3 separate regions of the Mus musculus genome follow, and all the other regions are linked to region 1. Evidence: chromatin loops called from intact Hi-C (ENCODE). Cell type or tissue: heart. All regions are shown on one strand.

Evidence for each region. Hi-C counts contacts between places; a loop is a spot of excess contacts. Peaks named below come from ENCODE experiments on the same cell type or tissue, not always from the same donor. Only the 100,000 strongest peaks of a DNase experiment are listed, where the experiment ranks them.
Region 2: it touches region 1 in a loop (2.6-fold over the local background); 10 of 42 quality-filtered maps call a loop at or near these places.
Region 3: a loop joins it to region 1, with 2.2 times the contacts of the local background. A loop is called at or near these places in 2 of 42 quality-filtered maps.

The regions. Positions count from the first base shown.
Region 1 is chr14:67,268,318-67,276,317 of GRCm38, reverse strand. All of the region lies in intron 6 of Ebf2 (early B cell factor 2), which reads right to left. Among named protein-coding and RNA genes, the nearest start is that of Gm52149, 7.5 kb to the right of the region's middle. In heart, a CTCF peak has its summit at 3,895; DNase peaks (open chromatin) are centred at 787, 1,617 and 3,997; H3K4me3 peaks cover 881 bases; H3K27ac peaks cover 1,860 bases.
Region 2 is chr14:67,596,563-67,604,562 of GRCm38, reverse strand. No RefSeq gene overlaps it. Among named protein-coding and RNA genes, the nearest start is that of Gm24981, 34 kb to the right of the region's middle. In heart, a CTCF peak has its summit at 4,635; a DNase peak (open chromatin) is centred at 1,402; H3K27me3 peaks cover 1,421 bases.
Region 3 is chr14:67,366,430-67,374,429 of GRCm38, reverse strand. It overlaps Ebf2 (early B cell factor 2), which reads right to left. Exons shown (of 16, transcript NM_001360202.1): 7 at 2,656-2,737. The region is part of intron 3 of 4930438E09Rik (RIKEN cDNA 4930438E09 gene); the gene reads left to right. Among named protein-coding and RNA genes, the nearest start is that of 4930438E09Rik, 27 kb to the left of the region's middle. In heart, CTCF peaks have their summits at 3,082 (motif pointing left) and 6,403 (motif pointing left); a DNase peak (open chromatin) is centred at 2,129; H3K4me3 peaks cover 865 bases; H3K27ac peaks cover 567 bases.

The sequences.
Region 1 (8,000 bases):
TCCTTGCAGCAGTACTCAGCAGGCATTCTTTAAGCACAAAACCCAGAAGCCCACTAGCAAGGCTGGTGTTGGCATTTGTGGAACAGGGCATACCGCCAAGTCCCTGCTGCCCCTGGTCTAAGAGATTGGGGGCATTCTAATCTTTGCATCATGGCTCCTCAGAACCAGTCACTTCTATTCCCTTTGGAGGGTCACGGCATTGCAGAGGGAAGAACACAAGACTATTTGCTGTGCATTTCTCTCTGTCCAATCTGATGTTGCTACCATCAGAATGTTCTTGTCCCTCCACCTGAACATGAAAGGAGATCCTAAAGGAGGTACTTGTTCCCTCCTGAGACGGGATGGAAAAGCAGGTTCCAGAACGTACCATACCACAAAGGCACCAACTGCCTTAAAAAAATAATCCCCACCAGGTATGCAATAGCAGAGAGATCTGTGGCCTTTTCCTGCCTATGATCTAGACACTTCTCCCGCAAGTCTTAATATTCCATTTTATTGTTTGTTTTAGTTTTGAAATAGAGTCTCACATAGCCCAAGCTGACCTTGATCTCACTATGTAGAGTAACCTTGAACTTCCAGGTGTGCACTAGCACTCGGTTTTATTTGCTGTTGGGGATGGAAGCCAAGGCTCTGCACATGCTGGGTAAGTATCCTCTCAGCTGAGCCACACCTCCAGTGCCTCGGTCCTGATGTGTTATTGGAGCAAACGGAGCAGGGCAGGACGAGTAGAGAAGTCACCAGGCTGTTTCTAGTCTTCTGCTTTGACTCACCACGTGACCTTGAAGGAAGTCCAGGGCCTTGTGGCCTCTTATAGACTCCGCTCAGAAAAAGGACTCACTTCCCTATCCATTCCTATGTGACTCACTTCCCTATCAGCTCCTATGGGAAACCAGAGATATCATTTGCTTCCCTCAGTGGCCCTATCCCATTGGATATGGTTTGCTCTCCACTTCCTTGGAGCTGTCTGTTGCAAACTCTCTGATCCAGAGCTCACGTATAGAAAGTTTTAAATGTTTATAAACTCAAAGCAGGTGTGTCAAGAGATGGACGACAACTGAATCAAGCAAAACAGAAGTACAAATTCAGAAGGAAATGAGCCTGGGACTCCAGAAAAGCCTAAGACACAGCAGGACAACACACTATGAAGCCACTGAGTGGGAGCTGGGCTGGATACTAGGACTGCACTGAGACCCTGGATCTCATTCACATCTCAGATCCCTAAAAAAAAAAAAAAAAATCACTTTCCCATATTCTTGTAGCTTTGCAAGTACATACGCACACACACATACCGTGGAGAAAGAAGGTTCTGACAACACTCAAGCCCAGCCTTGTATAACATGAAAAATAGACATCTCAGGTCTGTATATGTGTGTGTGTATGTGTGTGTGTGTGTGTGTGTGTGTGTACACACACACACACACATACACACACAACCACACAACCACATATAGTCTTACCAGATATCTCAGCAGTTCTCTCTGCAAAGAAAGATATGGCCGCATAGTTTCCACGTGAAACAGTTTCAAACGTCCTACATTTGGGCTGTTCACAGAGGCTAATATTTGAATGCACTTGGGACACTCTGTCCCCAATTCCAATGTAATCATCATGACCAGCAGGGCCTGGGAGATCTTTGAGGTCAATATTAGCTTTCACCAATAGCATACAAGATGGACTGAAGTGACACCCGGGGGTGAGTCTATTTTTACCAAGTAGTATTTACAACACACTCTCCTCTCCTAGTTTATAAGCTCAAGAACTTTGTGGAAAATCACGAGGGCCCTAGCGTGGCCATGCGTGGGCTTTCTCCCTCTGGTTGCTAGATTCCACGTCTACCCTCTTCCCTTTCTGTATCTGAGCGGCAGGCAATACTGCAAAGCCAACTCTACCTTTACCACAGTGAATGTGTCACCTGAGAAGGATCTGGAAAGGTTGAGTTCCATAGCCATTAAATGTATGTCCCACGGCTGATCGAGAGCAACAAGCCAGTCTGCTGGAGCCACTGTCAGATAGAACAGAGGTCACCGAAGACCTCAGGAGGCGTACAGCCCAGCATCCGACATGCCATCCAGCAACACAGTCAAATAAATGAATTCATAAACAAGCATTTTATATAAAAATCAAGAAAGCATAATCTGGAGATAACTTGAGACTTGCTATTTTTCCCTAAGTATTGGAAATGTTAACATCAATATTAAATCAGCATTTTATCATCTGTGTTCGTCTTATCCTGGGACATTTGTTTTCCCAGAAACTAAAACGGAACGAGGGCGGGAGCTACTCTGTGTGGAAATGCAGAGTTTATTGACCACCTCTAGTATAATCTAGCTAGCTTTGGTCCAGTTTCTCAACTTCCCAAAATCAATTAAAAGTGAAAAAAATAAAATAAAAAACAATAACAGAGTATAGATGAAGTTGTAGATCCAAAGCTTTTACGCCAAAATGCTTGTGCGTTTTTGTTTTGCTTTGTTTTGTTTTGTTTTTAATATAACATGCTTAAAAACTGAAAACGTTTTTTGGATTGCTTACATACTCTGAAGTGCTTCCTGCCTACATATCCTCAGAACTCCCCAGGGCTTTGCCTGGACACATGGAAAATTTCAAGTTGAGCCATTTTTAAGTTATCCATGAGTGAAAGCAAAGGGGGGGTGGGGGGGGCGCATGAAGTGGGAGTTGGAATTTGTCATGAAAGAAGGAAAAGGCATTTTGCTCTTTCTCTTCTGATCCTTGAGCTCTTCACAGCGGCTCAGCATGATTTCCCCGATTTGTGGGGTTTTGTTGCGGTGGTTGTTGCTGCTTTTCCACAAAGCACAGAATCACCTTCCAGCCGAAGCCAAGTATGAACGGATTCAGTGTGCCGTAAGAGAGAGCACCAGGGAGTTCTTCAGGCACGTCTATTCGGAACCATAAAACTAGCATTACCAGACGCAAATCAGATCACATGTCACAGTGATAGATAACCGCCCAAGTCATAAAGCAAACACGTACTTAGTATCCATCAGCCAGAAACGTGTGTGTGTGTGTGTGAGTTTAAATTTTTTTATTTTGAAGCATTAAACACAGAAATAATTTTGTCAATGAGGGGTATCACTGGAACAGGAGCAAGCAGTGCAAAACACTGGCTTCCTGGATATAGATACTCCTAGGTGCTGTCTCTGCCAACTCTGGTAATCTGTAAGAGGCTCACTGCCCCCTAAATGAAAGTTTCCGAGATTCTTCACAAACATAATATCCATGGGGTATCATGTACAATCTAGTGATGATGCCAATAATGAACAGCTAGGGTAGAAGGGAGTAGACAGTCCAAAACGTTTGAAAGTCCATGGGCTAAACAAGTTAAGTACGGAGGAGAAAACCAAACTAGTTTACAGGGAAACACCTCGCTCAGAAATGTAGTTACTGAGTTCATGAATCTCACATAAATAGCTGTAGACGCTGCTGACTTCCTAAGCCAAGGGGGAAAACATGTGTTTGAAGAACAAGGAGAGAAGCCAGAACATGGAATAATTGTCTCACTGGACGCCCTCGGCTACAGAGACTGTTGGCTGAGACTCCCATTAAGGAGAAATGGAGAAAATGGATCAGAGATACTGCCCAGCCAGGATGGGAAGAGACTTTATTTTTACAAATAAACGTGTCTAAGAGATAGGCTGGACATCAGGGAGGAAAAAAAAGTGGGGAAACCCAGAAGAAAAAGGAGCCTGAGGTCATGAGGCCCTCCTGTCGCCAATGGAGGCTGTTGGGGAAGAGAAAGCAAATATTGGCACTGTATGGCTGCGGTGAGTTTCCCACTTCTTCAAATATAACTTTGTGACTGTGTTTAAGAGAGTTGCCCACTGTTATTGGTCTAATGAGCTAACTCTGAAATCTGAGCTAAAGACAGCTCCCTAGTGGCTGCTCACTGTTTCACAGACCAAAAGGAAACTTCTTTCAGGGGCCCATCAGGGCGAACCACTGCTGACAGCTTGGAACGGCACAACACAGATTTATTTCGCAGACAGCCACAGACAGGAATTTAGCACCCTGTGCTGGCCTCCTGCTTAGAGGAGAAGGTGTTAAAAAGCAACCATGCAGAGCCCTCCCTTGAACAAAACCCAGTAGCGACTAATCAAGCGGTCACCCGTTCCCAGCAGAAAATACCCAGCGATGTGGGACTGAGTGCAGGAGAGGGGTACAGGATTCTGACAGCTGCTGCTGGGGGCCGAGGAGGTGGAGTGTGAGAGCTGCCTCTGAGAGCTCTAAATATTTTGCATGACCTTTCAACTTACAAATTAATTGATTTATAAACAACGGCAAATGCTATTTATTTATTTATGACATCTTGGAATGCCTTCTCTGGATCCGAGGGCACAGCACTGTTCTCTGATGCCGGCGGAGATTTCAGAAACATCCAGTTGTGGGCTCAAGTAGGCATCAGTGAGCAGCTCTTTACCTGTCTATTCAAGAAACTTCCCCATGCCTACCAGTTCGTGCATACAATTGTCTGTCAGCCTTGTTTTCTGTGTGTCTTGTATATGTATTCATGTGAGCTCATTCATGTGAGTTCACACGGAAGGAAGGAAGGAAGGAAGGAAGGAAGGAAGGAAGGAAGGAAGGAAGGAAGGAAGGAAGGAAGGAAGGAAGGAAATATAGACAGACTTTAAATGCTGCCCTTATCTATACTAACATTTTTCATAAATAATCTCTTCAGATCACTTCTCACCATTTGAATTCTTGAACATTGGCAATAATAACTATTAATAAGTAAACACTGGTGAAAGCGAATAAATAGGTAGTAAATAAACAAATGATCTGATACTCCTTTGATTGATGTCACATGCAGCAATGCCTAAGGCAGAGATGGCCACTAACACAAGGCTCAGCCTCCCAGCAAGTCTTTAAGGAACGGAAACATGAGAACTCATGGAACAGCTACCATTGGCTCAAAGGACTCCTGGCAGAACCAAGCTCAGTTTGTGTCCTGCCATAGTAGGCTCCTCTCAGCAAGGTAGCAACTTTCAAGAAGGAAGAACACTTGTTTAGAGTTTGGATATTTGGTTTTGCCTTTTTTTTCCTTTCTTTCTTGAAGTTCTATGTTATCCTCTATCTGGGACATGTAGGTAGCCCAAAATTTGTTTGTTTTTTAGTTTTGGTTTTGGTTTTTTTTTTTTTTTACAACAATGATAAACACATGGCTGGACAAGGGTCATCTCAAAGCCCGGTCCTCGGGGGCTACTCTCTCTCACCTTACTGTGGGAACTATGCAAAGGGAACCGAACCCCAGGGAGCTACAACCTCAGGAACAGGGCAAGCAAGGATAGCAACTTCCTCACCTTAGCAAGCCAGACTCCAGGGCTGAGCAGGGAACTCGTTCCTGTTTATTTTTCTACTTCGTCCACATCTTTGCAAACATGTGAGAGGTCCTGGGTCACTGATACTAGTTAAAGGATTGGAGCTTTAATTTTGTACTTGAAATTAAATGTGGGGCAGGGGTTGGTGTGGAAGGAAGAGAAGCCATAGGTAGACTCCCCAAACTTCCTTTCCAAGGAAGGCTGCCCCATTTTCGACAGACATAAATATGAGTGCTAATGTTGACATCGATTTTACTAGGAATATTACAGTAAGTATATTTTAATGTAAAATAAAATGAGATTTAAAGCAATACAAAGAAAAATGTAGCCAAAGGTAACCAACTGAAAATCAGCTAAGGAACTTTCCCTAACCTTAAATTGAAAGTCTGGAGGCTGGGGATGTGGCCCAGCTGGCAGAGTGCTAGCTTAGTTTGTATGGAGCCCTCTGTCCCTCTGTCCCCAACAGCGCATAAACCAGGTATGCTGGGGTTTGCTGGCAATGTCAATACTCAAGAAGTAGAGACAGGAGAATTAGAAAAGTTCAAGGTCATCCTTGGCTACATAGTGAGTACTGAGGCTAGCCTGAGCTACATAAAACTGTTCCCAAAACAGCAAGATGTTTGGTACTTATTCTGCTTATTCTGTCTGTCTGTCTGTCTGTCTGTCTGTCTGTCTGTCTGTCTCCCTCTCTCCCTCTCCTCCTCCCTCTCCCCATTCTCTCCATCTCTTCTTCCTCTCCCTCTTCCTCTTTCTCTCTCTCCCTCTCTCCCCTTCCCTCCTCCTCCTCCTCCCTCTCCCTCTCCTCCCCCTCCTCCCTCTCCCCCTCCCCCTTCTCCCTTCCCCCTCCCCCTCCCCCTCTCCTCTCCTCACCACACATTCTCTCTGGGCATCTCATATGACACAAGCCCCCTTTTCCTACTATGTTTCCATTCCCAGTTGAACTCTACCAAGATGAAGATGAAGCATGCTCCAAAAGTCAGAAGACAAGGCTGTGACATTTCTACCAATGGACATAGCTACCCTCCCTCTTCCTGACCTATGTCCCTGTGTGCACTATGCCTTTGGGATATTTTCCACATTTGGGGTGCTTTCCAGATTCCTGGCAAGTGCTGCTGCTGCTGACGCGACAGATGAGAGGAGACACCCTTGCCTCCTCACTACAGTAGGCTCTGTGTGTGTGTGTGTGTGTGTGTGTGTGTGTGTGTGTGTGTGTGTGCGTGTGTGCGTGTCTCCAGCCTTTGCAGAGAAACAGCGCTCCATGGTACTGGCGCTCTGTCATTTACTCATTGTGCAAGTGACCACTGATACCTACGCTGTGGGAAAGACATTATCCTGCCTCAGCGGTTCTCAACCTTCCTAAAGCTGTGAGTTTTTACTACAGTTCCTCATGCTGTGGTGACCAAGCATAAAAATTATTTTCATTGCTACTTCATAACAGTAAATTTGCTACTGTTATAGAAATCATAATGTAAATATTTGTGTTTTCTTTGGGGGGGGTCGAGACCCACAGGTTGAGAACCACTGTTCAAGATGTCAAGGCTAAGCCAAAGTTACTGTGTTGCTATCTGTGCCCCACCCCATAGCTTAGTAGTAGTAAGAGTCAGGGAGAGAAAACAGACAATGGGTAAGTTAGTAAAATAGTAAGCATATTAGTTGTTGATATTTTAAAGTCTGAGGCAGACACTCAGGATGTAGAACCTTTGTAAGTTTGAGGCCAGCCTAATCTATATATTGAGTTCCGGGCCAGACAGACCTGTACAGTAGAACCTTGTCTCAAAACAAAACAAAACAAAACAAAACAAAACAAAAAGCTAGAAAGACCAGAGAGAAGATTCATTGGTTAAAAGCACTACTTTTCTTCCAGAGGACCTAAATTCAGTTCCCATACCCATCTCTGGTGACTTAGAACCTCCTGACGATTCACTGCCTCCGGCCTCTGAGGGCACTGTATGCACACGCATATACCCACATACCATACAGACACATTCATACACAATTAAAAAAATAAACTTTCAAGTGTTGAAATCATTAAGTCAGGAAGAGGATTGGAAAGTGCTGGATTAGTAGGTACAACACTGAAGTGATCTTGAAACAAAGACCCAAAAGACACAGGGCTAGTATATCACAGCATAACATACTGTCCCTGTTACATGGTAAACACACAGTAACTAATGAGATGTCCGGCTCGCTTGTACCACTGCAGTCACAGTGTGCATGTACAAGATACCTGTATTTCATTTTTCTTTCAGATCACATTATGCCACACCCTTTTCTGTTTCTGCTGTCATCCACTTCACCCCTGTGAGTCTTTGCTGGCTTACCCAAGGGTTTTAACTATGCTGTAGGTAATGCCTACTGAGTGTCTATGCTACATTAAACCCGTCGAGGAAGAAACATCAAGTTGGTGGGGAAGCAACATCCGCTGTGTCACATGGGTCTAAAGTCCATCCTTCTCTCCAGCCACTCATTTCCCTGTGGTTCCCAACGTTAAAAGCTTAAGAGCAATCCCAGTCAGAACTTGGATGCCTCTCTTCCGACACCCACACACACACACACAAATAATAAACAGATGTGCTCCATTCAGGACTACTTTGAGTCCCTGCATTTTCTCATATGTTCTACCTAAAAATTACATTTCTACTCGCTATTTTAAAAAAAAGAAAAAAGAAA
Region 2 (8,000 bases), 330 kb before region 1:
GGTGGTGAGCGGTTAATTACTTCATGCCTCAAAAATTCTTCAGGCTCCACAGTGTAGACCAGAGTTTGGAAGGGTTTCCTTCCTCGTCTTTGCAGGGTTTTTCTCTTGCTTTTGGAAAATTAAATGTTAGAGGCAGGGTCAGTGAAGACAAATAAGAGCTAAAAGGCAAAGAAAGGGTTGGGTGGAGAGGAGGCAGGAGGATGCTGCAGGTTCAGAGTGCTTTGCAGCATCTGAGATGAGAGAAGGAGTTTAAAACAGTCTCCTTTTGTATAGTATACTTCAGCCCTTGATGATAGGCATTGTGGGAGGTGGGAGGTATGGTATGCTGACTTCTGGGAAACACTGAGTTTTTGTTGTTGTTGTTGCTCCACACACCCTTTTCTGTTTCTTTCCCTCCTTTTCCTACCACCCTTCTCTCCTCTCTTATGTCACTTTTGTCTACACCCAGAAATAGGGTCCCGTTTGAAAGCTGGACCCACTGGGCCAATGCTGGGGTTCTTTAGGGAGTATTGGAACTCATCTTGTGGGGGTAGCTTTTACCTCTGAGACAACGTGTCAACATCTCTTCTTAGGGATTCCTGGAGCCAAGGCTCAGCTCTCATGGCCAGCTATGTTTGCCTTCAGCTCTCTATCCAGCTTCGTTCCTGTAGGCTGAGGTAGAAAGGAGGACTGTTGCCTTAACCTGCCAACGAGTGGGGAGTGCTTTTTAGCTCCTAGTTGGCCAGCTTTGTGGACAGAATCAAGCCCACCTCTATCCCAGAACCTTAGGAAGCCTGCGTTTTCCAGTACAATCTCTTGCACGGAAAGATTCCAGATATCTCTTTGTTTTATGGTAGTGAGCCAGACAACCCATCAAGGGTCTACAGAGATCTTTGCTTGTTTGGTGTTACCAAAATGCCAAATGCTGTCATGAGGAAGTTTTAGCAAAAACATTTCCAAGCCACCATTATATGCATCTTTGCATCTTAGGAAAAGTAGAGCCTTTGCATGACTAATGACCTAGAACTTTTGTGCCCCATTGGACCATCAGAGGCAATACCAAGGGGACAAAGGTATGGTGAGAGGGGCTGTCAAGGATGGTAGACATCCATTTGGATCCATATGACAGGAATGGCTTCTCATTACGAACATGACATAAGGGGATTTCTGTTGGGAGCTGCGGACTAGCAAAGTTTTTCTCATCAGGCATAAAACATGTTCATTAAACCGCTTTCTGTTTTTTTTTTTTTTTTTTTTTTGTATCATAGAAATATTCTGAACAGCATGTCATAAGAAATCAAAGCTGGCTGCCCACAGGCTCCAAGTTAGAAAGTCTCCCCCTCACCCAAAGCCTAGTGACTAAGCACCGGCCGACAGGACCCGGGTGCTAAGATTGCCAGAAAATGAAGCACTTGACCTTTGGTGTTTGTTTTGCAACTCTCAAAGAACAAGAGGGAAGTTTTCTGAAATGTGTGCTTCAGGGTGCAGTGATGAAACCATTGTTGGCTTCCATTAAAAAATCCTGTTCCACTGGAGAGCAGAAAACTATTTCCTTTTGATTACCACAAATGATGGGAGGCTTGGCTAATGCCTGACAGAGCCAGGTAGCAAGTTTCTGCATCCTTGCTAGCAGGAGCCAGCATTCTCCTGGAGGAACACTCAGTCAATTCTTTGGGTTAAGCCAGACTTAGCCCAGCATTTGGAAGATGGAGGAGGAGGTAGAAACCAAGGCTTGAAATAAATATTCCCCCCACCCCCCTGTTACTTCAAAAAACCCTAATGCCTTTCTCTGCTAGAAAACGTTGATCAGAAAAGAGCATTCTGAAGGGGGTGGGGGACTAGGCAGGACTTGGAGGAGAGATCGAAGGAGGGTTGGCATATGTAAACACAGCACTCATGAATGAAATTCTGAAAGAAAAGGGGTGAGAGGGGGAGAGAAGATTTTAAGATGAGTTAGGAAGAAATATTTGGGTGAAAATAAAGGAACTAGATAAAAGATCAATTAACTCACCAGAGATGGTTAAAACAAAACAAAACAAAACAAAACCAAACCAATGGAAATGAAGCTATCTGGAGGATTTACATTTAGACCTTAATAAAAACAGCCGTGAGTAGGGCTTCGAAGGACAGCCCCATGATGATGACCAGCTGAGCTCCTGAGTGAAAGAACACAGAGTTTTCATGTTGTGTAGAAGGTGTCTGAATTTAGCTAAGACTCTTTCTTGTTCAGGTTATGGGTTAGCCATGAGAGCGCTGCCTCACATAGTGGTATCTGGCCCCGGGGCAGGGGGCACTGCTCTAACATGCTAGAGAGAATGAGCTTATAGAGAAAGGGTTGACTTGGGCCTTAGAGGTCCAGGTCCATGGTTGCTAACGGCACCGTCAGGGACTGTGTGGTGATGAAAACCACTCACTTCATTTCCAGGGAGCAGGAAGAGGAAGGAGCAGACTACAGATCTGGGAGAAAGCAAAAGGCTTCTTCAATCCCAGACCCGCAATGACCCTGAGAAAGTAGTCGCACAGACCCAGAGCCCGAGCTCTTACTGCCTTGCTGACATCTGACATGACATCTAGAACCAGGGTAAGAGTGACCAAGTGCCTGGGAATTTTCTCCAGTCTGCGGTGGGACCTTCCACCTTCCCCTGCGGATATGAGAAGGCCTGCCTTCCAGAGATGACCTGGACTGGGCAGGTTCTTGGTGTAGGGGAGTATAGGAAGGCAGGCTCCTTGAAAACGCTTCTCCAGTTGGTTCTGCAGGTGGTGTGCAGTGTGAGCACTGAACACCTCGAGGAGGAGGGCAGAGGGAAATAATTAGGAATGGGGCGTCCTCCCCAATGCTTCCAGGGCAACTTCGCTATTTCACCTTGGGACACAGGTTAATGTGGTTTTCCAACCATCTGCACAGTGCAACCCAAGCCGGCCCTTTAAGTACTCAGTGCTCATCTAGACAGCAGATAACAGCATCTCAGGAGATACCTCAAGGTAATAGACTTCATTTAGAGAGAGGAGGAGAAAAAAATGAGAAAGTCTAACTAACTTTGAAGTGTTGATATGGAACCATAGTGTAAAGTTATATTACCTTTTCCCCCTGAATCCTAGTTGGATAGACCCCAGCTAATATGAGGCAAGAGTACAGTCCTGCTTCATAGTCCTTAGGGACCTTAGAGGCCCTGAAGGGACCACGTCTTTCAGGCAGCGCCCTGGATTGAGGTCAGCAATCCAAGAACCCAGAGAGGCAGAGCGGGTTGCTTTGCTCCTTGGAAATAGAAAGAAAAGAGAGAAAGAGAGAGAGAAAAAACCCACATGGCTGCATTGTCTAAGCTTGTGCAACTGTGGATGCTACTGCGTTCCTGGGTACATCTACATACCCGTGATTACGTGCATGCCCCTTCACTTAGGAAAATAATGAATGCAACTTGAGCTAAGAAGTCCTTAACTCTTGGGTTCTGTTTCCAGCACTTTTTGACTTTATAGAATGACTTGTGCCGGACACTCACACATGCTGCTTACCTGCTGCTCCCGAGTGCTATGAGTAAAGGCTAATAAAGTATAATCACAACGTCCTAAAAATGTCAAGTCAGTGCCCCTTGGGCCTCCCGTAACTATTCTCATCTGCAAAATGGAGCTGGTAACTGTGCACCCAGGCTTCCTAGCACAGATGTTGGGAGGCTGAGCTACAGAACATCTGTAAAGCAGTTTTAGACTTCGGAACGTGGGAACGATAAATGACCATAACAGCTATTTATCATGCAAGAGGGGATGGCGATATGTTCTATAATTCAAGCCCCACTCCTCTCGTCTTCTAGAAATGGTTTTTCCCGAGACTGAGGCAGGCCATCAGTCGATGCTCACGAGTACAAAATGCAGGGAAAAGAAGGGATTGTGTTCTAAAACCATGGCACCCTGAGTGAAAGTTAACTCTTGGGAAGGACGTGATCTGCACGCAGTGGCATCTCTATGCTGGATGAAGGATGGCGCGCTCGCTACTGCTGAGTTATATGCGGGAGTGAAGGTCAGCCTGAGGACCAGCCTGGAGGTGGTCTCAACTGGAAAAGTGCTTGGGAACTTTTAGCAGGTCAGGGGTGACCTAGCAGGAAAGGGCTTCAGACGATGGCAAGTACATCATGAGTGAACACCGAAGAATGCAGCAAGGTTAGCTTAGCTCCCAGCACTTCATGGAAAATCAACTAGCTAGCATCTTGATGTGTGTGGGTGTCCAAGGAGAGGCAAAACAGCCATCCATGTTCCAAGTCAAGTGAATGACATTGGGGACAGCATTCTCTGAAAGAGATTCCTTTTCCTTTTCCCTCCAGGGTCTATTGTCTTCAAATAAATGCAAAGTAAACATGTTTTTGTTTTTGTTTTTCAAATTCAATGTCTATGCCTCAAGCACCAGAATGAGAATGGGCTCTGTCTGTCCTTCAGGGGCTGCCAGTATCGTAAAGACTCTTCCACAATTGGTTACTCAGGTTAAAATAACTGCCCCTCACTTTCTCCCCCCACCTCCCACTGACGTCATCAGAAGGTCAACATCACTCTCCTAAGAATCCCTTTCCTCTCTGCAGAACCTTCCAAAGTCCCTCCAGTAGAGATCCCCCTGATGCCTACAGGTTGTCTATTGGCTGCCATTGTCCTTGCCCTGCCATTACTCCTTGCTGCCACACGGTGCCACTGTTGAATATGGGCGCAGACCAGAGTGGCTCCTTTGGGGAGGGTAAATCCAGCTCACTCCCTTCCCCAAATTGAGCCCCAAAATTCCCTTCTAACTCTTCCCCCTGGTTTGTCTGGCAGCCTCAAGGGACGAGTCAGTTGGGTCTGTACACACAAGTCCTCCTCTCCACTCTGATCTGCACCAGGTGGGTCCCTGATGGGCTCATAGAGACTGTCCTTGAACCCCAGAAACAACAGGACTTCTTACCAGTCTCTCCATCCACTCCTCTACTCTCTTTAACACACGTCTTGAACTTAGGATGTCTTCGACCTAACTCACTCAAAGTAATGGCTCTCCTTTTCCATTGACAGAAACATTTCGCTATATAAGGAGTGAGTCACCTCTGAGTCAAAGAAAAGTAGGACAAGAATGACCTCCAGGAGTCTACCTGCTTAGTGCAGGGAAGACATGGGCTACATCTTCAGGAGTGCCTACAAAGGAGTACATTAACTTAGTCAAGGAGGATTACAAAGGGGGAGTGGTTGGGGCCGTGATGAAGGAAAGGGACCCAGTGGGGAAGGCACTTAGCTGCTAAAGGATTTTGACAGTTGAATGTAGTGGGGAAAGGGTATTGCAGGCAGAGAACATAAAGATGGCGCACAGACACAGGAAAGTATGTGCTGTAATGGGAATACAGCAGCCATCTCAGTTATGCGGACTTTTCTGCCCTATAATGTGGGGGCTATGAAGAGGAAAGATGAGAGAGAGTCCAGGGCTGGGTCTGAAATACCTTGCTGAAGAGTGCAGTCATCTTCCATACCCTTGGAGGATTTGTTCTGAGCCTTTCAGTAGATGCCTAAAATAGCACATAGCATCAATCTCTGTATTTGCTATCTTCTTTTTGTATGCCCACCATTGCCCCACACTGGTTCATCATCCTTATGCATTTCATTCTCAGGCGCCCGCTTTGTACCACTGCTCTTGTGTTTTGGGGGGGGAAAAGATTACTTGAATACAAACACTGCATCATGAACAATCAATATGGTAACCCAGATAGCTGAGAGATGATTAACAGTCAAATAGTGTATACAGCATGCAAATGTTGAACAAAGTGATCACTCATATGTCAAGCAGGATGGAGCAGAATGATGTGAGATTTCATAAGCTCTAAAAACACAATTTAAAACATACATATCATTTATTTCTGGAATCTTCCAAGTAGTATTTCCAGACTCTGGCAGACTATGGTAGCTGAGATCATGGTTAAGAAGGGACTACCAAAGCCGGGCGTGGTGGCGCACGCCTTTAATCCCAGCACTTGAGAGGCAGAGGCAGGCGGATTTCTGAGTTCGAGGCCGGCCTGGTTTACAGAGTGAGTTCCAGGACAGCTAAGGCTACACAGAGAAACCCTGTCTCGAAAAAACCAAAAAAAAAAAAAAAAAAAAAAAAAAAAAAAAAAAAAAAAAAGGGACTACCAGGCAAATGAAAATCATGGACACCCATCTATTCTTTTCAGGGTACCACATCACTTGATGAGTTCAAATAAAGAATGGCCCATTCAAGGAACAAAGATAACAGTTGAAAACAAAAGTTGAAGTTGAACATAGCAACACGTGCGTGCAATCCTCAGCACTTGGGAGGCAGAGGCAGGTGGATCTCTGTGAGTTCCAGCTTGGTCTACATACTGAGTTCCAGGACAGCCAGGGCTATATAGAGATACCTTGTCTCAAAAAAAAAAAAAAATAAAATAAAATAAAAAAAAGAAAGCAAAGTTTAAATGGAATTGCCTTAATGTAGATTAATCGTTAATTTTATTTGAGAAAAAGCAAAACCAAATGTCCAGAGAACACAGTCAAGCATATAGATTTGGGTGACTCGGGATGTTTGTGGAATTTCAATAAACCACCGAATTAATAAGTCTACTCACCCCCGTTAATTTATTTTTGAGTTGTGTAAACAGTCACTACTTCAGTGTGATGTCCTTGAGACGAATCTTTTCAGTTTTCAGAAAGAGACATTTAGAAGAAAATGACACAAATATTTCCTTCCTCAAAACACCTTGTTGAAGTTTCTCCAGGGACCTAAGCAGATGACTTGGAAGTTCCTTAACTCTTGAAATGAAAGGCCTGTTCATGAAAGAGAAGCTGAGTGCCAAAGATGGGCTGGTTCTCATACTCACACTAGACAGGAGTGAAAATGGTCTCAGGTAAAAAACGTTCTTTATCCCTGCTTCCTGGCACACAGCTGCCTCACATTCAGATGCACCCAGAGTCAAAGACAGCAGCCATTAGAAAAATTAAAACCCCATTGACAGTGCCTTGTAAAGAGTCTTAAAAGTGAAGACTTTATCAGCAAGAAAGGTAGCATCTTTTGCTTGTATCATTTGGTAATCTGTATGTCTCTGCCTCCATCTCTCTGTGTCTGTGTCTGTGTCTGTGTCTGTGTCTGTGTCTGTGTCTGTGTCTGTGTCTGTGTCTGTGTCTGTCTGTCTGTCTCTCTTTCTTTCTGTCTCTCTCCTCTGTGCATGTTTGGATGGGTGCACATCTGAGCATGTGGAGGCTAGGGGACAACTTCAAGTATTGTTCCTCATGTGTTTCCCACCTTCTCTTTTTGAGACAGTGTCTCTCACAGGCCTGAGATGATTTGTGTAGGATGTCTGGCCATCCACCAACCCCAGGGATCACCATTCTCTCCTCCGCTCTGGGATCGCCACAGTGTGGCCTTTCTCTTGTCCCTATTCAGTTTGTTTTTTGAGACAGATGGATAACCTGTAACTTGTTACATAGACTAATCTGGCCTCAGACTCAGAGATCTGCCTGACTTTGATGCCCATGGCCTGGAACTAGGGGTGTGTGCCATACCTCGACTTTTTATAAGGGTTTTTTGGGGGAGGGGAAGGTGTGTGTGTGTGTGTGTGTGTGTGTGTGTGTGTGTGTGTGTGTCAAACTCAGGTTTTCATGCTAGCCAGACAATCGCCTCACAACAAAGCTACCTCCGGAGCCCCTGAGAAACTGTTTTCTAAACGTTTTCTTCAGCCAGCATCTCTTTTACTCCTCGTGGTTATCCCGTGAAGAAAGACAAACAGTCTTAATTGTGCTCACAGCAGACATAAGCGAGGTACTGAGTGGGAATCGGCCTTATGCTTGTGAGCCAGGAAAGGCTTGGAGCCCAGGACTCTCCAAGCTCACCTGGACATGTGCTTCCCGCAGCTTCTCAGCTGTCCCACCAGATTGCCACTCTATTGGATGGAATTGTTTTCTTGGGGTGGGGATTGTATCTTAACTGCCTTATTATGCTTTTAAAGTACTCTTCGTTCAACAGGTGTCAAGCAAATGCCAATTAAATAAACATACTAAACCTTGATGTCTAA
Region 3 (8,000 bases), 98 kb before region 1:
CTGGAATCAGAAGTGATAGTCACACAACGCTGCCAATGTGTTAAAGTCACCGGCACTCACTCACTAATGTACTCACGATGGAGATGTGTGTTGTACGTGAACATCACCTTATAATGTAAATTTAGAATGTGAAATAAAATGGACAAGTGTGGTTATGTCCGCCCTGGAGATAACAGGGTCCTGAAACTTGAGAGCTTTTCTGTTCATCCATGAATGAGGAAGCTAAACCACACCCTGAAAGGCTGAGGAGCTCTGGTGGCTCTGAAGTCAGCACTGTTAACTCTAAGCCAGAAAAGCACATTAGCAGAGTAACGCTCACATAGCAAAGACCTGCAGAAACAAGCAACACTGGCGTGTGTTTGCCTCAGGAGGACATTTCTTTTCTTTTGCTTTTTTTCTTTTTCTTTTTTCTTTTTGTTTTTCGAGACAGAGTTTCTCTGTATAGCCCTGTAGCCCTGGCTGTCCTGGAACTCACTTTGTAGACCAGGCTGGCCTCGAACTCAGAAATCCGCCTGCCTCTGCCTCTCTAGTGCTGGGATTAAAGGTGGGTGCCACCATGCCCAGCTCAGGACATTTCTAAATTGGGGGTGGCAGTGAAAAATCAGAAGGGTCCAGTACATGCACATCCCAGTTCTTAGAGGCTCTTCAAATGAAAAACGCTGCCCGGTGCAGCAGCATAAGATAGCCTGAGGATCGAAGCTGCCTGCTTCTGTTTCTCTAGCCTGTGTTTCTTCCAGCAGTGTAGCAAATATTTACTCCTGGTGGCAATATGAGACTCTGTTACTATGCACTTTTCTTTAGAAAAAAAAATTTATTTAACTTTGTAGTAACATTTGGAACCCTGGGTATGGTAAATTTCCAGAGCTGGGGCCTTTCTGCAGATCCCCAAGAAGTCGGACTGCATTTCTGCTTGTCTTCCTATGACTCAGCAGAGAAGTCAGAGTGAGAAGTGGAGAGAAGCAGACAGCATTAAATATTATCATGACAACTGTGTGTGTGTGTGTGTGTGTGTGTGTGTGTGTGTGTGTGTGTGTGTTGGGCCAGGCAGTGGTAGTGCAGATTTAATACCAGTCCTCGGTGAGGCAGAGGTAGGCAGATCTCTGAGTTTGAAGCCAGCCTGGTCTACAGAGCAAGTTCAAGGACAGCCAAAGCAACATAGAGAAACAGTCTCAAAAAACCAGAGATAGATAGATAGATAGATAGATAGATAGATAGATAGATAGATAGATAGGGTAAGCATAATAAATAAATAAAATGTGTTGGTCATGGCACAATAACTGGATACCCATGCTGCGGTTTGCAGCGCGGTGACTGCAGGATGGACGCTTTTAGATGCATTTGCCCTGGCCTACTGAGTACCCAGCACTCCTCAGGACTTTTTCTTTTTGTTTGACTTCTCTTATCCCTCCCTCTGTTCCCTTCTCTTTTATTTACTTTCTTCTCTTCTCAGTACTGAGGGGTTGAACCCAGAACTCCCCTCGCCAAGCAAACACTCTCTCCCTGAGCCACACCAAGGGCTCCTGTTAGTTCTTCAGCATTTCTGTACTCCAACACCCTTTTGACATTTGGCTTCACCATAGACACTCTCCCAAGTACAGGCGGGAATGGTCATAACTGCTGGGGTCCAGCATGAAGTAAACAGATATCACACAATTGCCCATTTCAAGGCTATCACAAAACACAAACCCAGAAGCTTTGGCGCTTGCGCACCCACAATCTCGGGAGGGTCTGTGACCAGTCCTCCTGGTTATAATACCTTCTTTCTTGGAGCAGGGTCAAGTTTCCGCATCATCTAGAACCTTCTCTCTCTTGAGGCACTAGTCTAGCCAGCTCTGGGTTTTTGTTTTTTTTTTTCCACCCCATTGAGTCACGTGCTCCGGCGCCATGCTTTAATACATTCGGATTCTCTATAGGGAACTCTAGAGAGCTCCACATGTATGGCAGGCAAGGATGGCAGAAGAGCCATGAGTTGAGTTAAATACAGTCCTTCTGATCGTCAGAAAGGGAGCCAAGCAGCTGCACTTGCTCCCAACTCTAACCAAACACTCTGCTCCAGCTCTGTTTATTAGCTGTCTCCTCAACCCGATCAGTGGCAGAGGTGATGAAATCGGAGGCAGATTTCACTGTCAGGCAGCTGGGTCACCATCCCCAGGGTCTTGTTGTCATGCTGCATTCTTAAAGTGACCATGGCTGCTTGGGTTGCTACTTTCCAACAGGCTGAGAGATCACCGAATAGTTAACCGGTGGAAAAAGAAGGACAGGGCTGTGGCTTGCAGAAAACACATAGAGAAGCAGCTTTGAAAAATCCCAAGGTGGCTGAGTAGCAAGAACATGGCCCCTGCTGCGGGCAGCTGTGAGCGCGAGGGGCAGCCTGAGGGCTGGAAATCAAATCTCTGGCCCGGGCTGGTGCCTCTCCCATGAGGCTCTGCCAGGAGAGGCAAAAAACCCTAAACACTACAAAATGAAAAAAAAAGCCTCCATCCTGGTAGAGGGAGGTTACCATGTTATCTTTTGTATCCTTAACGCTATCAAGGAGGGATGGATTGGGGGAGGGAGGGAGGGAGGGAGGGAGGGAGGGAGGGAGAGAGAGAGAGAGAGAGAGAGAGAGAGAACAGGGTGACTTATTTAATAGGTGTGATCCTCAGGGCCCCTTACCTGGAACCGCCTCATGTCCCTTGGGTTTCCCGCTGTTTTCAAACAATTCTGATTGCACTTCAGGAAAAATTTTAAAAAGAATCTGTGAAGAGAAAGCAATGTGTTAGTTTTTTTTTTTTTCCAGTAAACATTTTTAAACGAGAGACTCTATCTGTGTTCTATTAGATTTGATTTGAGGAGGAAAAAAAAAATAGGTGATTGTGTTTCAGGTCTGGGGAATTTCAACCAGCCATGCCTGGGAGAGGAACATTGCTGACCCTCTGTAATTTGCAAATTTGAATGTTTTCGATGGCAAGCTCAGAGCCCCCTTGCTCCATCACGGTGGGGGGTTGTTAAGCGGTTCCCAATCTGGGCTCTGGTCCGCACACCCACCCACCTTCAGTCTGCAAAAGAGGCCTCTGAATACAGCAGTGGCCCCTGCTGGACAGAAAGTATCACTCTGGGTTAAAAATGACAGGACAAGGCTCAGAACCTATGACATTCCTCGTGTCTGTACCTTTGGTTGGCCACACAATACCTTTATGCTCACACCTAAAGGTGGTCTCAGAGTTTCCCACGACATGTGCAGAAATAATAAAATACTATATAATTATCTAAAGCTCAAGTCCACCGGGCCAGGATACCCCAGGCATTCATGATTAATAGCAAATAGGAAACGGCCCCTCAGTCCCTCCAGAGACGATCCAGACTAACTCAAATCACAATCTGTGGTTATTGTTTGTAAGACATGATTTTTCTTTTTTGAAGCCCATATTCCATTAAATGATCTGTGTCATTGCAAAACTGGGCATCTCGCTCGAGCCACACAGTTGCACCAATCAAGAAATATGGCAAAAGGAACCTTTGCAGGAATTTGCTTCATTCCTATTTTAAAATTTTTTTGTTTCAAAATAAATAAGTTTTTCATTTATTTCACTTGCAGAGTCCTTTAAAAAAAAAATCCAGCTTTTGCAGTGCTGAAGTCCCAGGTGAGCTAGGCCTATTTCCCTTTCTGTTACTATGACAACGAAATTTTACCGCAGTCCCAAGGTCCCTTCAGAACTCTCGCATCTACGCCTTGAATTAGAACTTTAAAGGAAAAGATATACATTTTCCCCAGGATTTACCAATAAAAATAAGTAGAAATGAACCAGTCTTAAGAAAATTCTGTTTTAAAAGCACGGGTTGGTGAGAGGCTCTTGACATGACCTTCTGCCTGTTTTGTTGTTTTGTTTTTTGCTTAAAAAAAAAAAAAACAACCACACAAAAGAATTTGAAAGCACTCCAATTAACTGTATGTTTCACACACACACACAAAGCCAATGAGAAGATGCCAGTAAGGTAACAGACCGAGGGGGAGAGTTGATCTCTTAATCTCTGCTAAAAACACTGGGCAACACACTCCCAACCCTATCTATGAATAAGGTTGGATTCAAATTTGGAAATGACGGTTAAATTTTTTCCATTATTTAACATCTGGTTTGGGCTTGTCTCTAGGGCTATCTTGTATGGGGTATGTGGGAGGTCAGACATGACTTTCTGTGTCATGGCGGTGAGGGGGTGTTGATCAAAATTCTCCAGAAGGACCACGCAAAGAAATCAGTTCATTGCTGTGCACAGGATGGACCGCTTATAACCTGCCCCAGCTTTCAGGAGTGCAGGGGATGTCTGCTTGGGCTCACTTGGGTGGGCTTAGGAGGGAGGCAGGCTTTTGTTTAAGTCGAGACTGAAAGCAAGCATTTTTGTTCTGGGTGGAGAAATGCATCCCTTATAGTCACCAGCCATGAGCACTCACAAACCCTCAGAGCTGCTTCCGAGGATCTACTATGGTCTTGCCTTGCTCGCTGGAGCCTCTTTCCAAACAAGACGCCCACAGCTACCCCACACCATATCTGCTCCCCAACACACACACCTGCCAGAGGTCATTTACATTTTTCCCCATGTCAAAGCCAGGTTGAGTGCATCTTCTCATTTGCTCCTTGGTTTTTGAAGTTTTGCCTTTTCAACAACTGGGCTCCAGAAAATGTGTTCTGCGTGCCCCGTGCGCACTTCCCTCTCCTCCCCCACTCCTGTTCCAAAATAAGATCTGGTGAAAGCATTAATGTTCACCGAGCCATTACTACGGGGACGGTGTGGTAGGTGGAAAAGTGTGAAAGAGATAAATGTTTACATAAAATCCAGTTGATTTAGGGAAACACTCTGCCTGGTGAAAGGCTTTATTCATTTTAAATTAGAACCCTAAACAGTTCTTCGGACGGAAAACACCCAATTTTGATTCTCTTGCTTGTCTGAGGGCTGTTTGTAACCTATATAGCAGACCCCTGCATACCAAGGATGTAGCATTTGGCTCACAAAGGGGGAGAAAGAAGCAGTGGAAGAGAGGAGTGGGGGGATGGGGAAATGTTACATTATTAAATATATAACTGCTAAATGGATAACACTGGAAGTGCTGCTGTGGATGTTTTTATATGTGAATTTAAAAATTAATTAAAAGAAATTCTAAGGCTTACAAACATGGTCAAATCTTCTCTCAATATTTTACTGATGACTTCTGTCATACATAAACACACATACACATGCGTGCGCGCGCACATACCACATGTATACACACAGAGATGCACACACACACATACCACATTCTCTCTCTCACTCTCTCTCTCTCTCTCTCTCTCTCTCACACACACACACACATAGACCACATGTGCACACATACAGATACACACACATGCACACACACACCCTTTTCCCAATCGCTTGGTGCAAAACTCTTCATGATCCATATCATTCATTAGCCACAGAGTAACTTGCAAGGAACAGATTCTCTCAGAATCCCCTGAGTCTTGATCCCTCCAAAACCAGAGGTGCCTGGAGAATGTCAGCCCTCTCTATTCAGAAACAGAACCCCCCCCCACAAATTCCAAGATTCAGACCAAATGTGCTGATTCTCCTCAGAATGGGAGTGGTTTCCACTTTTTCTAAACAACAGTGACTTCATGAATATTATAAGCACTTAGCATGCTGCAGTTTGCCAGCCTTCTGACTACATTCCTAACTAGTGAACCCAAACAACAGCAAGGGTAGCCTTGCTTTTGCAGAAAGAGGTTAGGAGATGTGGGGTCAATGAGTGGACTCCAGAGCCTGGCATTCCAGCCGGATTCCTAGATCACTGGGGCAGTGCCCTGTCCCAGAAGGCTTTGCTCCACTCTAACAAATACGTGCTAGAATTGAGCTAGCCTTGACCTTGTGACTAGACCCCTCCCGCCTTTCCTGGGCCTTAGTTTCTCTGACTGTTTAAGGAAATGTTTAACTGGATTAATCTGGTGTTCATTGCAATATCCATGTTCTATGATAGGGAAAATTAAATAAAGGGCAGAAGTGAGAGCCTTCCAGAAAGAGCCGCTTTGAGGTAAGAAAATACTGATAACAAAAGAAAAGAAATAAAACAGTCATTAAAGTCCACTGTGATGTAGAGAAATTTAAAATCCATGAGTTGTCCGTGTCTGGAATTTTCCATTTCATATTTTTGGGGCCACAACTGATCATGGGTAATTGATACCCAAAAAAAGTGAGGCCATAGAGAAAGAGATACTATATTGTACTTGGTATACAGGGCATCATTTTAAGTCTCAAAACAATTCTCTCCGAGAAGAATCATCTCATGAGTCACAGAAAGGAAGGCCCCAGGTATTTGAGGAAACTATCAGGGATCAGTGTGGACATAAAATTGGAACCTGGTTCTCTCTGGCAACCAGCGCCATCTGGTGCTCTCTGTTCCTTACACAGTGGTGATGGCTCCATCATCACCAGCAAATACTTTAAAAAAAAAATTTCAAAGGGTCAGCATCATAATAGGTAAATTACATCTCAATAAAGCAAATTTTCTCTCTCTAGAAGGCCATCTACTTAAGGGGGGGAGGAGAATAAATAAATGAACAGGGTAATGAGGAAGGAGGAATCTGGTACCCTCCCATGAAGGTACACTATACCCAAGAAGAAAACATTAGGCCAAAGATGGTCACCAAGGAAAACACCCTTGACTTTGAAAACCTCTGCTGGTTCTGTTTCTTGTCTCGTTGATTAAGTGTGTTCTGGATGCCACCAAAGGTCACACACAGCAGCAAAGGTCTTGACCTTGTGAAGCACACAACCAAACTACTCAGAATGTGCTTTTACTCCAGGGTCTCAAATGATTCTAGAAACATCTAGACATGAGTCCAAATAAGATCAAAGCTTATTACATGGTATTCAAGGAAATATGCCTTCTCCTTCCCAATCTCTGGGATATTGGGATATTCTGCATTGTTTAAGAACACGATGACATTCTCAGATGGCTTAAACTTGCCTTGACCCATCTTGAATAGAAATTGAATTTCAAACTATTGTACAACAGAGGTCAAAGCTAATGCCTAATGGTTGAGGCAGATGCACCACAAAATCACAGGGAAGACAACTATTGGGCATCCTTTTCAGACTCCAGGACTCTGAGCTCATATTTGAGGATCCCAGGCACTGTCCTGCCTCTCGGGGTTTATGGAAGAGACTGTTCAGTGTACCTCCAATTTTAAAATCTAAGATCTAATTCTTTCTTTAAATTTTCTAATACCAAGCCTTGTCAGTCACCCATCACAGAAGACTCAGGAAAAACCATGTACAGCTGTGCACACCAAGGAGATGCACATGAGTAACAGCTGTCATCACACAGAACTATGCCTCATGTAAAATAACTCCCTTTGAAGCTTCATTCCTGACTCCCTTCAAACAGGAAAGTCTAACTTTGTATGTTCTCAGATTCTGTCATGACATAACCATGTCTCATATGCTATAGACAAGATAATGCCACACGTGCTCAAAAGGCCAAGCGCAATGATGCTATACCTACTGCATAGCCACAAAAGCAGGCAGAGTCTCTAAGCTGAGCCAAATGTCTGGCTACTGTATTCTCATAGATCATGTGGATATATAAAGGGATGTGCCCATGGATTTGTGAGGAAGATACCTTTTTTATCTGGATTAGCTATCAAAACCTTTTAAAAGTCCACTAAATTAAAATTCAGTTGTTTTTCATTGTTCATGTGTGATCCAAGAAAGACAATAGCCCCTTTCCTTTAATGCATTTCAGCTACTAAATGTATGGATGGCCACACCAGATGGCAGAGTGCCAAGGAAAAGGGATGGACGGGTCCTCTCTTCTCCGAGAACTTTTCCATATAGTCTCCTCTTTCAGGAGATCTAGCAATCGAGTCTCTAGTTTCAAGGTGAGAAGCTGTGCTGGATGGACACATGGACCCCGTTGTTAGTGCTGAGAAAGCCTTCGTGGGGTTGGCTTACCCTTGTGACTAGCGAAAAACACCAGAGTGCTCTCCCTA